Regions from separate parts of the Homo sapiens genome. Here region 2 is linked to region 1. The links are chromatin loops, found by intact Hi-C in ENCODE. Cell type or tissue: mammary epithelial cell. All regions are shown on one strand. Links, peaks and the distances in the headings refer to the core of each region. The heading gives the core; the rest is flanking DNA. Region 1 has its middle 110 kb from the start of LINC02114. Region 2 overlaps ICE1 (interactor of little elongation complex ELL subunit 1).

What was found. A loop is a pair of places that touch in the nucleus more often than their neighbours do. Peaks named below come from ENCODE experiments on the same cell type or tissue, not always from the same donor. Only the 100,000 strongest peaks of a DNase experiment are listed, where the experiment ranks them.
Region 2: it touches region 1 in a loop (18-fold over the local background); 2 of 110 quality-filtered maps call a loop at or near these places.

Annotation. Positions count from the first base shown.
Region 1 is chr5:4,877,156-4,882,529 of GRCh38, forward strand. No RefSeq gene overlaps it. Among named protein-coding and RNA genes, the nearest start is that of LINC02114, 110 kb to the left of the region's middle. RefSeq lists an enhancer at 2,603-2,672. In mammary epithelial cell, for the core only: a CTCF peak has its summit at 2,732 (motif pointing right); no DNase peak of the experiment used is centred there.
Region 2 is chr5:5,489,635-5,495,008 of GRCh38, forward strand. It overlaps ICE1 (interactor of little elongation complex ELL subunit 1), which reads left to right. Exons shown (of 19, transcript NM_015325.3): 19 at 1-586. Among named protein-coding and RNA genes, the nearest start is that of ICE1, 70 kb to the left of the region's middle. RefSeq lists silencers at 5,149-5,198, 5,239-5,318. In mammary epithelial cell, for the core only: a CTCF peak has its summit at 2,919 (motif pointing right); no DNase peak of the experiment used is centred there.

The DNA.
Region 1 (5,374 bases), core at 156-5,155:
TTCCCACCACCACAGTGCAGGAGACACTCACGGGCCCAAGATCACAACTTTGAATTTTCAAATGGCATGAAATGAGGCTTGCCATGCAGCGTTTAAGGAAACTGGGAAGGATATGAAAGGCATTTACATAATGATTTCCTTACATAATAAAAATGCTTAAACTTCACCGCCTTGAAAGAAAAATAAACTTCAGTTATGTGCCAAGTTAGTGTACATGGGACATCTCAGTTTTCTATTATGGGATGCATACGTTATACACTTAGAGGTATCTATATTCCCATGCTGGACCACACATGCAACAATTCAAGATGTATTTGTGCATAGTGTCCATTTGTAACTTGTGCTTTTTAAAAATTGTTTTACTTGCCATAAAAAGTAACTTTGACAATTTGTAATTTTGTTTAGGACTTGAATGGGAAAACTGTAGGCCTTTAGCAACTGCCGTTGCCTGGGAGCCAGTCATTTTTATAAATATTGGTTCCCGTCTCCCCTTAGTCGAAGTTTGCTGTGTTTGCTGTTTGTATTAACTGACTGAAATTTTTGTTCTTTTTTTTCTTGCTCTGTTTTAGAATATCTGTGCATGTGCAGGTTCCAGGGTGCCCTGCTGTGAGGAGCTGGCGGAGACTGATGCCTGAGGCCAGTCTCCCGGCAACTGCCCACAGCCTTGACCTGTTTACCTAAGATCAGCGGTTCACATTCAGGGATGGGTACTTTTTTTTTTTTCAATTTTTAACTTCACACTTGTAAATATTTGCTGGCTCTTTTTCTTTTTTAATAACAAAGGTTCTATTTGAAAAAGAAGCTTTGAAATTATTGTCTTACTTTAGAAGAAATGGCCAGAAACCCTCCCCCACCCTGCCTTGCTGCAATTATTGATGCTATTAATATGCCCAGGAAACGCTTCTTTCAGGTTGTTATAGCATCACGATGAAGAATTCTTGGCTAAAGAGGTTTCTGTCCTCCATGGGGGATCAGAACCGGCGACCCACAAAGCCTTTGGCTTCATTCCTGGTACCTTGTTCTATGCAATGAAACGTCCACCCAACCTTTCTCAGCCCGGGGCTTCCCCGAGCTCCTTCTCACAAAGACCTGATAACAGGAGGACTGTAGACCTTCATTTGCTTTCACCCTCAAAAGCATGCACACAGCCAACTGGGCGAGCAGATGAAAAGGTTAATCCCCCTCCTGGTCTCCACTCCACTCAGTAGAGAATGACCTGCTGTGATTTTCCTTTCCCCCATCTCCTACTTCTCCCTGGGGAAGTGCCAGGGTCCCCACCCCTGGAACTTGGCTGGCCATGAGGAGTCCTGTTTTCGTTTTAACCATCAGCTCTCAATTGATTCCAAACCAAAGGCGATGGGTTGCCTGTGAAACATAAACTAGGTGCTGCACCACGCACGTTTTGACCGACTGAAAATTTGAATTGCTAGAAAAGTGATTTATCCCATCTCAAGTTTCAATATGATTATTAAGTGAACTTCTTTTTTCCTTTTCTGGCAAGGGTTGAAAGAAAGGGTCAAGAATCAGCCCTGTTTATTTAGACAGTGGCATATTTCTTGATGGGCTAGGGATGACAACTGGCAGGTAGAGGTGGCCCCATGCAAACAGCAGGTGGAAGTGGGGGTGCTCAGCCTCTGTACTCTGAAGGGAAGTGGTCCGGTTGGCCCTGGGCGTGATGGGGCCCTAAGGAGTCACAGTTTGTCACATCCCAGGTGTGTCTCCGCCTAAGCCACCCTCGCAGCAGTCTCAGGCAAGGTCCTTGGGAGACCAGGCGGGGAGAGAGGGCCTCTGGCCAAGCTCCTTGCAGTCAGGGGAAGCTTGAGTCTCCAGGCCTCCCAGGACCCAGTCACTGACAGGGAACCAGCCCCCGCAGCTGGAAGCTGCCCCACCTCTAAAATCAGGTGGGGCTGCTGGAGCCAGGGCCACAGCTGCACTTCTGCTATTACAGAAGAGGTTGGTGCAACTGAGGTGGCCTGCTCTTGGCTTTGGGTGGTGACCGGGCTGGGAGGTTGGGCTTCTCCCTGAGATGGTCACTGCGTCAGGTATGAGGATGCCACACAGTCCTGCGCTCAATGGACACGTAACCTTGCACGAGGCCGACACATCGACAGATTGTCGCCTGGGCTGAGGAGTGGGCTGCAGCTGGGGCCCTCCTGAGGGTGACAGGGCCGGCTGGGAGGGTGAGCTCCCTGGGGAGCAAACACTGCATCGGGAGGATGGACTGTACCAGCCTGGCCTCCTAGAATGCAGAGCTCAAGCAGGTGGGCTGGGTCCAGGTTATGGACAGCACCTGCTAATAGGAGTCCTTCAAATTAACCTAAAGAACCAATATAAAGCCCTGGCCCAGAGCAAACAAAACATGGATGCTAACACTTTCTAATAGAGGATAACAGCAGAGAGGAAAGTCGACTGTGCACCGACAATCCCCAGCAGCAGCCACACAGCAATGCACTACACTGAGGCTCATTTCCAAGCCCCCTGCTCCTCTGACGTAGGCCCATGAGGTCCTAGGAAGAATTTATTCATCCTAGAAGGATGAATTAAATCTGTCTGACACTGGCCTGATTTTAGTACTGAAGGTCCTGCACCCCAGGAAGTCCCCAACTCGGTCCCAGGTAGACCAGGACAGTTGTTCACCCTAACTTGGAGGCTAGCTTTCAGACACCCAACACCCAATGCAGAGGGACAGGAAATTGGCCTCTCAGCCAAGCTGTTCCAGACCCGACCAGAAGAGGGCAGCCAAGGACCATGGCTGTGAAATAGACGTGGGGTTGCCAGGAATCTCCACAAACACAGGCCCTGGTCCACTTCCCAGGTCGAGGCCTCTTTTATGGACAGGGCTGGGGAGTGTAGACTTCGAGGGGATAGAACTCTAACATAGGTCCAATGAACCCACGGTCCCGGTGTTTGTGAAATGTCCTCGAAGTCCGGTCTCCCGTTCTGATATGCTTCAGTGTAAATTCTTCCTTAGCATTATTTGTTTTTATCAGATGTAAAGAATGAAGACGTCTTGTCATTTAACAAAAATGACAGCTGTGGTTTTGGAAGAAAAAAAAATTACGCCTTTTCATCAAGTATTTGGAGAATCACGGGACCCTTTAGAAGTCTCGTTGGTACTTTTTGTGCTGACACTGGCGGGGTGTGCAGCTGCCCCGACCATCAGCCCATCCCCGTCTGCGGGTGGAGATGGCTCATGGACAGGAGGCAACAACCCCGACGGGAGCAGCAGCTCCCGCAGGAGCCCACAGGGACATCCTCCTCTTCTTATCTGAGGCCTGCAAGTGCCAGTGCAGGAGCACCTCCTTGGGGCAGAGGGAGTGAGAGACAGGAAGGGGAAGGACTCAGCCCAGCACATGGGGGACCGTGGCAGGTGCACCAGGGGTGCCCCCGCAAGGGGCCGGCTGAGGTCAGAGGGGCTGCGACTCATGTAGCACCCACCTGCGGGGCTGACTCCAGAAACCAGGACCTGTGCCCAGGAAGCAGACCACCCTCCAGGCCATGCCCTTCCGGCATCAGTGAGGTGTGCAAACTGCTTGGCAACTGGGGTGCAAGGCCGGGCGCTCTCGAGGCCAATACATCAGCTGGTTTTATTCGTTAACACAGTGGTGCCTGGCATGGGGGAGGGCACTTAATAAACCTTTGTTGGATGAAGGGTTACGATCACCGACTAGCGCTGCTTTCTAGAACAATTTTCCTGGGAGTGCCCGGCCCTTGCTTTGCACCCTAAGTACTTTATATTGTCTTATGCTCTGCTAGGTTCCCAGGGCTGCCTGAAAACTTAAAATGAAATTGATAGCTCCAAGCAACAGAAAGGCTGGAGTGCTGGAGGGCAGAATTCTGAAATCAATGTGTCCATGGGGCCGTGCTCCCTCTGAAGGCTCCGGAGGAGACAATTGCCTTGCCTCTCCCGGCTTCTGATCCCTGTACGCATTCGGCAACTGGCTGCATCCCTCCATTCCCTTCTGACCTGGCCTTCTCCTCTTTTTTCCTGTGTCTCTCTGTGTCCAGATCTGTCTCTTATGAGGATATTCTCATTGGATTTAGGCCCACCCTCATCCAGTATAATCTCATCTCAATTCTTACCTTAATTCCATCTGCAAAGACCATATTTCTAAGTCAGGCAATGCTCCGAGGTTCCCAGTGTACAAGAATTGTTGGAGTACACCATTCACCCACTACACACACAGAGACAGCAGCCTCTGTGGCTGCCGACAGCACAGGCAGGCCCTATGTTAAACGCTTTCTTTGTGTTTTCACATTTTATTCTCAGAGTCACTCTATGAAGTAGGTTTTATTAGGATCACTCCCATTTTACAGGTAGAGACACTGAGGCAAGTTATGTCCCCTGTCCAAGGTCGGAAAGCTAAAAGGTGACAGAGCCAGGGATGGCCTCCAAATAGACATGAGCCAGCTGAGCCCTGCAGCCCCAGACATACCTGCCCCGTGTTGCCCCTCCAGATGGACTCGGCACTCAACTCTGCCAGAAAATGCCCCGGGACATGTTTAATAGATGATTAGAACTAGTTGAAGTTTTATTTTTTGTGACTACTTTGAAAATGCAGGACTATCCAGAACACTAATAGAGGATGAACAAAACCAGCTGTTGATATGTGGACATCCGTCCCTCTCTAAAATACTTGGCCTGCCACACACCAGAGGGAGTTCTCACTGATCTTAGATTCCTCAGTATGCCAAAGATGAGATCTTCCTAAACTTTTTGCTATAATTTGAAGGAGCATGACAAGTGAGGGCAAAACAAATTATACAAAAATTCTGAGCTTCGCACACTTCCTATGTAGAATGTTAGCCATGCAAGTAGCCTGACAAGGGTAGCCACGCTAACCACCAGCCCTTCCCTGGCACTTACAAGGGTAGCCACACTAACCACCAGCCCTTCCCTGGCACTTACTGGGGTACTAATGCGCTGGTAAAGTTAGGAGAGTCTGGAATGGCATAGCCATAGATATTGCCCAATCTGCTCCCATGAACAATGTCCCCTGGCCAAGCCGCCCTGTTGCTTGGAATCAAGGAATCGGGTGCAATGTCAGCTGATCCCTGAGCAGTGGCCTTCCACAACCCCCAGCCCCTGAAATGATGCAAACAGGCAAATTGCATCTTCCTTCTGGAACCAGGGTCATCCCACCCTCTTGTTACTACACAGCCAGCCTGCCCCAGCCCCTGGGTGGATACTCAGTTCCTGAATGTGACTCTGTGGGGCCACATGACGCACGGTGTCTTCCATCCTGGGAATGTGAGTGGATGTGACTAACATACCACTGCCAGCTGCATCTGCCCCGTGCTGGTGTGTGTTTGGCCATCTTCATAAGCCTGGAGCAGGACTTCCTCCCTCACCAATGGGATGAGGAGGAGGCCA
Region 2 (5,374 bases), core at 58-5,057, 610 kb after region 1:
TCCTTTTAGTGGCTTCTTAAAATTGAGTGGCATTTTATAATGAACTTACCAATATAAAAACATGATTTGGTTCCTGAGCTGTTGTTGTTGGACTTGTGTTCCAATGAGTGACTAGGAAAAAATAAATTGGCAAAAACCTAGAGTTTTCTGCTATCTTTGCTGGAAATGAGTTGCAAAAGTTTTTCTCAAGATGTAGTGCGTAATTGATCAGAGCAAAACATGCAGAGCCCTTAGCAGAAACCCACTTTAATGCATTTTCTTCATATCCCTAAAGTTCCTTAAAAATATGTGACAATGCATCAGGAAGAGGAGAACTGAAGAGTAGAAGTTCCCTTGCAGATTTTTTTATCAGTGACATGTAATGAGCAATTCACAGATGAGCGCAGGCAGAGCTCTGTGTGCCGTGTACATATGGACCGTGCTATGATGTGTCTCACATTGGATGATATTCCACTTTGGGAATTTTAGTATTTGTATATAGAAAATGGGTTTAATAACTCACCATGGTTTTGATTTGTCTTATATTCGTTATTTCTTAAAACTCTTGTATGTGTTTTTATAATAAAAAATAAAAGTAAGCCATGGATATTACTGTTCTGATTATTAGAGTGAAACTGGGTGTTACTTCTGCTCTACCAAGGGTGAAGAAGACATCTAACCAAAGATAGAAGAAAATGGTCATTCCTAAAGAGACCTGCCTTCTGGTGATAGAAACATTGCATTGCCAGTACTTACCCAGCTTTGAGTATTTACGGAGATGCTCTTTAGTGATACCAGATGCCAGATAATTAAGTGTTTACAGGCCCTCATGATTGGATTTTTTGTTTAATTACAGCTGCTGCCCTTTAACAATTGCATTTGGCAGCAATTTTGTTACTCCTTCCTTAAGTAATTATAACAGGCAGAACTGAAATTTTTAAATCACTTGGTTGTCCTTTCGGAAGCTTTGTGTTGATAGTCATTCTTACTACCAATATGTTGAACATACTCTGCCAGGTGCCTTGCTGGGAGGAGCTAGTCACATGGCATTTGGGTAGAGGAAAATCCTAAACGAGTGGTCACCCAGTATATACAACAATCATAAATTGGGGAAATAGCAACAAAGAAAACCTGGAGCTTTGCGTATAGAGTAGCAGGGTAGATGCCTCTTTCCACATCGTGGTCGAAGAGGATCTCTCTGAGGAGGTAACATTACAAGGACCTGGATGGAGGGACCCAGACTTGAAAGCAGGCAGGAGGAATGTCCCTGCTGGGGCAGCCCTGCAAGGCAACAATCCCATGAGTGCCAGAAGGAGTCTGCTGGAGCCAAAACACCTGTCACGTGTCCATGGGATCAGGTTAGATAACTGCCAGTCACTCAAGACAGCTGGGAGCACTTTCATGCTGAGTGGCATCTGAGGCTCCAGGGAGATTGAGTGGAGGTGTCACGTGCGATAGTTCACTGGAGCTGTTCTGATGAAAAGGGATGTGAGAAGGGCAAGAGGTGAAGTGGAGAGACCTGTTAGGAGGCGACTGCAACAGGTGGAGCTGGGAGCTGACGGTTGTGAGGGTGCAGATGACAAAGGGCAGATGGACTTCACATCTATTGGGGTAGAATTGATGCTGTGTTCATGAAGTTCCGGGGAAGAATCAGGGAAGACGTCCAGGTTACTGAGTTGAGCACCTGGAGTTGGGGATAGATGCACACAGGTTTAGGAATTACAGGTGGTAGGAATCACGACTCGAGCTTTCCATTTGGGACATGGGAACCATAAGACCTCCAAGGAGAGGTGGCAGGGAACCTTTACAGGAAAAACTATATAGAAGGGATGTGACAGAGCTTTGGAAGTTGATAGCATATGGAGACTACTTAAAGCTCTGTGTGTGTATTTCTGCGTTCACCTAGGGAGAAAAATAACTTCCCCCCAGTCCCTCCTATAATTTGAAGTGCCATGGGAGAGGGAGAAGATGAAAGACGGGGCAGGAGGTGTTTTGGGAGGAAACTTGTCAGTCATGTATTGTCCAGGCACTTGGCTACCGATGTGGCTGGAAGCTGCAAGGTCAGGTGAGGTGAGTGACCTTGGTGAGCATCTCCCACATACTGATGGGCTTGGAATGGGTGGCACAGGGAGTGGGAAGTAAGGAAGAGAGAAGAGCAGGGCGTGGTCCACTGAGTTTGTGGAAATTGTGCTTAGTGAGTGGATTTGTCAGGTGGTTCAAACATGTTAAACCTCAGCAGTCGTATGTGTTTTTAATTAATGGAGAGGAGGGGCACTGTCGTTTATTAGCACCCGTGCTGACTTTTGCTTGCCATACTTGTTCCTTGAGTTTACTTGGCAGCATCCACTCCATATGAACTGATGACGACAAATAATAGGCTTGAAGTTGCCCACTGTACTGTGTTATCCCCAGAGAGTGGAAAGGTTTTAAGCTGTTATTAATTTCTAGTACCGAAACAGAACATTATTTTAACGTTTTATTACTTGAACCAAAAAAAAAGACTAAAACTGTAAACACAAAAATGAACACTTTTCAGCCTGGAGTTAGATGAGGCTTTCAACTGGTGCTTGGCGGCTCAAGCTGGTTCCCCTGCAGCTTGATAAGCCTTTCAGTGCAGAGGTAAGCAGGAGACACTGAATCAGGCTGCGCTGGGCAAAGGCAGAGATTCTCGGAGCGTCTGCACATGATGGTATTTGCGTGGGAAGCCAGGGCAGCAGTGAAGAGGGTGAAAATGGTCAACAGAGTGTGGACGGACAGCAAGATGATTACACACTTCGGAGTGTCATTTTTCACAGAGAAAGTACTCTGTTACATTGTTTGTTTTTTAAAATAGGATGTGGCAGTGTAATTCAGCAAGTTCAATATTTAAGGAACATGAAATAGAAATAAATTCATACCTGGACTTGGAAAGAACTGCACTGTAGCCATTAGAGGGCACTGTAGACTCACCCATGAACAAACCATCCGGAAGAGACAGGGAACCTTAACTGGAGAGGTCGTCTGGGTGCAGAATTTGGCGCTCTGAGAGCCTTTCTATCAGGGAAGCATTTCCATTCACGTTTGGGGTGTTCCTTGCACTTCCTAGGGCCATTATTAATAAGTAAATGGGGAAAATGTGTGGATAGAATAACATGTAAAGTTCGTGTTTAAGAGCACATTTCAAAAAAGAAAAAAGCAAATACTTAAGTCCTTTGATCAAAAAACAACAAGAAGAAAGGGAAGGAAGGGAGAAAGAAGAAAAGAAAGAGAAAGAGAAAAAGAAAGGAAGGAAAGAGGAAAGAAAAAGAGAAAGAAAAAAAGAGAAAGGAAAGAGAAGGAAGGAGGGAGGGAAGGAAGGAAGGAAGGAAGGAAGGAAGGAAGGAAGGAAGGAGGGAGGGAGGGAGGGAGGGAGGGAAGGAAGGAAGGAAGGAAGGAAGGAAGGAAGGGAAGGAAGGAAGGAGAAAGACAAGCAAGTGACCAGGTGAGTAATTGGTAGTGGCAGTGAAGTGAATGGCAGGTTGTGTCACTCTCCTCTGATGAACTGGCAGGCAAAGAAACTAGTCAATTAAGTCATCCTGCCCACATTGAACATTACTTTTTTCAAGCATCCCTGACGCATTATCTTGTGTAGAACCATATTACAAAGAATTTATAGTGCGAATAGAGCTCACACCTGGAAATCTAATCAACCGCCCTCATTAAGACTTAGGATGCAACAATGTTTCAATGAGGGGTGTTTTAAAAATTTAGGAGAAAGTTGAAAAAGTCAGATCTATAAACTTGTAAATGCTTTCCTCTCTTGCTTGCTTCCATCTACCTGACGCTTTCTCAAGGAAATTCAGAGTGCATAATTGTGAAACAAGAAGTTCATTTTCTTGCCCCTCCAAGGGGAATTTTGAGGAATTAAAGCGCCCTCACTGTATTGTAGTCAGTTTGTTTTGCACAACGAAATAGGTTCTGATGACAGAGGCAAAAACAGAAGTGTGAGTGAAGAGCCATAAAAATGATATAATTCAGTTTTCTATGAAAATGAATGCTTTTGCTTGCTTTCATGAAGAACTTTGTGTTTTTGTGAAGGACGTTAGTACCTTGGAATGCCTTGGCTCAGGCCACCTTGTCTTCCAAAGCACACAAGATGTGTCTCATCAGGGTGTCAAGGTGCCAGCGTTCACCCTGGAGCCCAGCTCTCATCAGCCATTCTCTTAACTGCACCTTTCGCGGGGCCTGTCGGCAGTGGGGAGCCTAAATCACACCTGGCTTCTTAGGACTGGAGATTCTAGAGCTTCACCCAAAACCCTTGAGTTTGAAACTCCGGGGGTGCCTCCCGGTGACATGGATGCCCCCAGCAGTTGGGTAGACACTGCCCAGTAAGTTCTCTGAGCATTGCGGCCTGCTCTGTTCTGCACCCGAGGTCTGCTCACCCTCCCCCTGCCTGAGCGGCCTCTGCCTTCTCAGCTGCTTTCTGTCTTCAGAGGGTCACAGCTCTGGTCTCTAGATGGCTTTCCCCACCGTCCCATCCCTTGATCCATTTCCATGGAAATTTGGAAAGAGGAGAAGGTAAGCTGTTCACTGCCTTCCACCACCTTGAACTGAATCCAGTCCCTAGCTGGTTTTGTTTTTAATTTTTCCCATAGTCTTTAAGAATATTACTTTTTCCTTAACAGTCATCAATTGCTGCTCTGAGATAACCTCACCCTAAATTACGAGTACACAACTGAAAAACTCAAAAGGGAAGGCGAGGAGCTGAGAATGTAAACCCTCAACTACCAGACCTTCCACAGCCATAAACGGACCCTCCTAGGTATTGTTTCTCTGTATTAATTATTGTTATACTATATCCATTTTAATAGTTTCACTTGTAATGCAATATATACTATTCTTGAATAGCCTCCTCTTGCCTGTGTATTATTGTATGCATATAGCAAATTAAACATTGAAACGGGTCGGCACTGGAATGCCCTCTCCCTGTCGCCCAGGCCCTGTTCTCCCGGGGCTGCACTGACTGGCGGGTCTTTGGCTGCCCTCGCAGAGATGCCCGGGCAGATGGAGGTCTCAGGGCTGAGGACACCGCCTTCGTAGCCCCGCCCTGGCGGCCCCGCCCGTAGCCTGAGGCCCTGAGGCCCAGCGGCCCCGCCCCCGCAGCTCCGCCCCCGCAGCCCCGCCCCTGCAATCCTGGTACCCGAAGCTGCGAACCCGCAGCGCAGGCCCAGCCTCCGCAGCGCCATCTCTGCAGCCCAGTCTCTGCAGCCCCGCCCCCGCAGCCCCACCTCCGAACCCACAGCCCCGCCTCCGACTCTGCAACCCCGCCCCGCAGGCCTGCCGGCAGGTGCCTAACAGTGACCTCGCCGTGCTGCACTCCCTGCGCGTTGGTCACTTACAGTCGTCGCAGAGGTGGATAAAACTTGAGGTGCCTCCT